2 separate regions of the Homo sapiens genome follow, and region 1 is linked to region 2. A link is an interaction called in ENCODE POLR2A ChIA-PET data of the cell type or tissue named here. Cell type or tissue: PC-9. All regions are shown on one strand. Region 1 has its middle 6.4 kb from the start of SUMO2. Region 2 overlaps OTOP2 (otopetrin 2).

Region 1 (2,500 bases), 260 kb before region 2:
GTTTCGCTCTTGTTGCCCAGGCAGGAGTGCAATGGTGTGATCGCAGCTCACTGCATCCTTCATCTCCCAGGTTCAAGCAATTCTCCTGCCTCAGCCTCCTGAGCAGCTGGGATTATAGGCGTGCGCCACCACGCCCGGATAATTTTTGTATTTTTAGTAGAGATGGGGTTTCACTATATTGTCCAGGCTGGTCTCGAACTCCTGACCTCAGGTGATCCACCTGCCTCAGCCTCCCAAAGTGCTGGGATTACAGAAGTGAGTCACTGAGCCCGGCCTTGAACATGCAGCATTATTATTATTATTATTATTATTATTATTATTATTATTTTGAGATGGAGTCTCACTCTGTCGCCCAGGCTGGAGTGCAGTGCAGGATCACAGCTCACCACAACCTCCGCCTCCTGGGTTCAAGTGATTTTCCTGCCTCAGCCTCCCAAGTAGCTGGGATTACAGGCGCCTGCCACCGCGCCCACCTAATTTTTTGTATTTTTGGTAGAGATGGGGTTTCACCATGTTGGCCAGACTGGTCTCGAACTCCTGACCTCGTGATTCTCCCACCTTGGCCTCCCAAAGTGCTGGGATTACAGGCGTGAGCCACCGCCCCCGGCCGAACAAGCATCTTATACAAATTCCTCCTTTGCCTGAAGGTGATTTTGTAATTTAGTGTAATAGGTTGTCAGGTAGTTTTTTTTGGGTTTTTTTTTCTTTTGAGACAGAGTCTTGCTCCTCTCGCCCAGGCTGGAGTGCAGTGGTGCAATCTCGGCTCACAGCAACCTCTGCCTCCCAGGTTCAAGTGATTGTCCTGCCTCAGCCTCCCGAGTAGCTGGGATTACAGGCGCCTGCTGCCACGCCCAGCTGTTTTTTGTATTTTTAGTAGAGACCGGGTTTCACCATGTTGGCCAGGCTGGTCTTGAACTCCTGACCTCAGGTGATCTGCCTGTCTCAGCCTCCCAAAGTGCTGGGATTACAGGTATGAGCCACTGTGCCCGGCCAGTATCTCTTTGTCTTTTCCCTAGCACACAGCAGGAGCTCAGTTAACACTACTTTCTAGCTATGTGATAGCATGTTTACTTAACCCCTTTGAGAGTAGCAAATAACTACTACACCTGCTTGCAATCATTTGTGTAAGAGGAAAATGAGCTAACATTAGTAATGTCCCACTTAGTGCTTGATAGGTGGCAGGTACTCAACAATTGTTGGTTCTCTTTCTCTTTCACTTCTTGTGTATTTCCTCCTCCCCCAATCATAAGTTATATGAGTCAGAGATTTTGTCTCCCCTTCTTGGTATCTCCAGTGTCATAGTATCTTACACATAGTAATGGGGTTTTTTTGTTTTGTTTTGTTTTGTTTTTGAGACAGGGTCTTGCTCTGTCACCTAGGCTGGAGTGCAGTGGCACAATCTCGGCTCACTGCAACCTCCACCTCCCGAGTTCAAGCGATTCTCCTGTCTCAGCCTCCCAAGTAGCTGGAATTACAGGCATGCACCGCCATGCCCAGCTAATTTTTGTATTTTTAGTAGAGACAGGGTTTTGCCTGTTGGCCAGGCTGATCTTGGAACTCCTGGCCTCAGGTGATCCACCCTCCTCGCCATCCCAAAGTGCTGGGATTACAGGCGTGAGCCATCGCACCTGGCCCAGTAATAGGTTATTTTTGTTGTTTTTTGAGGTAGGGTCTCACTCTGTCACCCAGGCTGGAGTGCAGGGGCACAATCATAGCTTATTGCAGCCATAATCTCCTGGGCTCAAGTAATCCTCTCACCTTGTCCTCCCAAAGTGCTGGAATTACAGACATGAGCCACTGCAACCAGCTGATAGTTTCAATTCATTCATTCATTCATTCATTCAGTGAATCCTCGAACGCCTACAACGTACAAAAGCTTGGAGTTGAGAGAGAACATTTAGGAACCCCAAGTGATTGAATATGACCAAAGCAGAGGCTTCAGGATGAGAAACAAGGCTATAGAGTGGTTAATTTGGATTAGTTCTCAAAGGGCGCATAGGTCATATCCTGTGAAGCAGATGATTAGTGAGGAACCAGGGAGTATCAGAAACTTCTTTTGGTTTATTTTTTATTTTATTTTATATTTTTTGAGACAGAGTCTTGCACTGTCGCCCAGGCTGGAGTGCAATGGCACAATCTTGGCTCACTGCAACCTCTGCCTCCCGGGTTCAAGCGATTTTCCTGCCTCAGCCTCCTGAGTAGCTGGGACTACAGGTAGCCGCCATGATGCCCAGCTAATTTTTGTATTTTTATTTATTTATTTACTTACTTACTTATTCTGAGACAGAGTCTCGCTGTGTTGTCACCCAGGCTGGAGTTCAGTGGCACCATTTCGGCTCACTGCAACCTCTGCCTCCCGGGTTCAAGTGATTCCCCTGCCTCAGCCTCCCGAGTAGCTGGGATTACAGGCGCCTGCTACCATGCCCAGCTAATTTTTATCTTTTTAATAGAGACGGGATTTCACCAGGTTGGCCAGGCTGGTCTTGAACTCCTGACCTCA
Region 2 (2,500 bases):
TGGATTTTGCTCACACACTGCAAAACTTGAGACCTGAAAATCTCCAGGGGCCCTTCCCGCTCTGACTCCCAAGATCCTCTCCTGTGACCACCTCAGACGGGACAACAGAGACAAACAGTGGGGATGGGGGCAAATCACAGGTTTATTGGTTTCCAGCTCCGGGCAGTACACTGGCCAGGCCACAGCAGGGGATTAGAGATGGAACCAGAGCCGGCACCTCCAGATCTTGTTGGGTCCTAGAAATGCTGCCAGGAGAGGTCTCCCTTCCCCAGTCACCTCATGCCCCACGGTCATACTGGGGTGGATGGGCCTGTCCTGACTGTGATTTAAAAATTGAACCTGGAAAAATAACTTTTGTGAAAATTCCACTCTGGGACCAGAAGGAAATGGGCTGTCATATGGCACCAGCTGGGATTCATTCCCAGAGGGTGTCTGAGTGGGCACATGAGCTGAGCCCCCTCTTCCTGCCCCCCATGCCTCTGTTGGAGGCCTCAGGACAGCACGTAGACCTCCAGCAGGCTGGACACAGCGTGCATGCGGTAGAAGATGCCGAAAGGGAGGCAGATGTTGACGATGACCGCCCAGAGGGAGTAGCCGTAGAAATCCACCTCCACTGTGTTGCTGAAATGAGGGCGGGCCCCGAAGGCAGGCATGATCCACAGCTGTGTGGAGAGAGGAGCATTTCAGGAGCTGGCCTGGATGGATGCCTGTGGGTCATTTCTGTGGGTTTTGCTGGGCCGTGGCTAGATGGCGGCCCATCCTTCTAGCTTGGTGGACACGGAGGGCTGGGTGTCAGTGAATGGGCAGCTCTAGCATTTTGGACAGGACCTAGCACACTCTAAGGGGCTCAGGAAGTGAGCCCAACTGAATTCGCCATCCCTAGGCTAGCCCACCTCATGGACACCTGTGATCACCTCTCCCAAAATCTTAGCAGGGCCTCAATGTGGGATTGGGGAGGGGAGAAGAGGTTTCTCTAGAAGAAGAGGTACAAACAGTGAAATCAGCAGCTCTGTCCTGGGGGGTTTTGTGCACAGGGGTGGGGGTGGCAGAATCAGATAGGCTCAAGGCAGGGGTTTGGGGTTCAGACAGAAGGCCACCCCACCCCAGCCCTCCTTGAGCTCTGCCCTCCAGCTCTCCCCTCATCCCCTTCTCCCTTTCCAGGAGTGGGAGGAAGTGGAAGTTGGAATCCTGCTTCCTCTCTGGCTAGGAGCTCAGAAGATTCAGGTGTGGGTAAGAAGCAAAGAACAAAGGTTTCTAGGCTAGCTCCACCCCTACCCCTGATTAACTTCATCCTTGGGCACATTGCAGTCCCCTCTAAGCCTGTTCTGTCCTATAAAATGAAGGAGATGGAGAAGATGCTACTGGAGGTGATTTAGGCTCAGATGCCTGGAGCAAGAATAGCCTCCCAGAAGGTGGCCCCTAGCCTATAAGCCAGGCCTGGGTGGAAGGTGGAGGTGGGGCCAGAGGGCAGGGGGCCAGGTACCAAAGACGTTCCAAGACATGCTGAGGTCTGGACCTTAATGATTCTGCTGGTAGGGTCAGAGATTGATGACCACATTTTTTTTAAGTGAAATTGATTGTGTTGGAAGGCTCCTGCGTGGCATCATCCCACATCTATGGGGACCATGACCTGGTGGATGGCCCTTCACAGTGGGACCTCACTAAGAATGACTCTTAGTTAGGGCCACTGGTGTACCTCATGCAGGTAGGATTTCATGGGGTAGAATTCACTCTGGGGCTCTTGCTCTGTCCTGGGATATACCCACATTAAGTAATTTTCTATATTAGGGATATTTTTCTATTGGAGGTTCTAGCTGGAAGGATTGTTTTTCTATTGAGTGAAACTTCATTAGAATTGTTTTTTTCTCTTTGAGATGTACCCACATAGGTACATGTTTCTATATCAGAGGTAATAATAAGCCCCCACTGGGCCATTTCTGTCTTGGGTTGTACTAGAAACACCAGGAGTGTTTTCCTATTGGTATGCACTTTCATTACCAGTGTTTCTGCCCTGGGGTACTTCTATACAGAGAATATATTTGTATTGGGTGAAGTCTATTGCTTTTTTTTTTTTTTTTTTTTTGACAGAGTGTCACTCTGTTGCACAGGCTGGAGTGCAATGGTGCAATCTCAGCTCACTGCAACCTCCGCCTCCTGGGTTCAAACAATTCCCTTGCCTCAACCTCCCAAGTAGCTGAGATTATAGGGTGCGCACACTACCACGCCTGGCTAATTTTTGTATTTTTAGTGGAGACAGGGTTTCACCCTGTTGGCCAGGCTGGTCTCGAACTCCTGACCTTGTGATCTGCCTGCCTCGGCCTCCCAAAGTGCTGGGATTACAGGCGTGAGCCACTGCACCCGGCCAAGTCTGTTGTTCTTAATCTTTGCTGAGTCACTAGGGAGGGGGTGGCTGTTGTAGATGCCCTCCTTCCCAGTTCACTCTGCTAACAGACCGCTCACACTTAACACTGGTCTCCGCTACTTCCTGACACTGTTCCAA

Evidence for each region. Peaks named below come from ENCODE experiments on the same cell type or tissue, not always from the same donor. Only the 100,000 strongest peaks of a DNase experiment are listed, where the experiment ranks them.
Region 1: POLR2A ChIA-PET joins it to region 2 with 10 read pairs; 2 of 35 experiments call an interaction of 5 or more read pairs at or near these places.

What each region holds. Positions count from the first base shown.
Region 1 is chr17:75,188,127-75,190,626 of GRCh38, reverse strand. No RefSeq gene overlaps it. Among named protein-coding and RNA genes, the nearest start is that of SUMO2, 6.4 kb to the right of the region's middle. In PC-9, no CTCF peak of the experiment used is centred here; a DNase peak (open chromatin) is centred at 1,156; H3K27ac peaks cover 666 bases.
Region 2 is chr17:74,931,537-74,934,036 of GRCh38, reverse strand. It overlaps OTOP2 (otopetrin 2), which reads right to left. Exons shown (of 7, transcript NM_178160.3): 7 at 125-662. The coding sequence ends at 492. Among named protein-coding and RNA genes, the nearest start is that of OTOP3, 3.1 kb to the left of the region's middle. RefSeq lists an enhancer at 2,289-2,500. In PC-9, no CTCF peak of the experiment used is centred here; no DNase peak of the experiment used is centred here; H3K27me3 peaks cover 591 bases.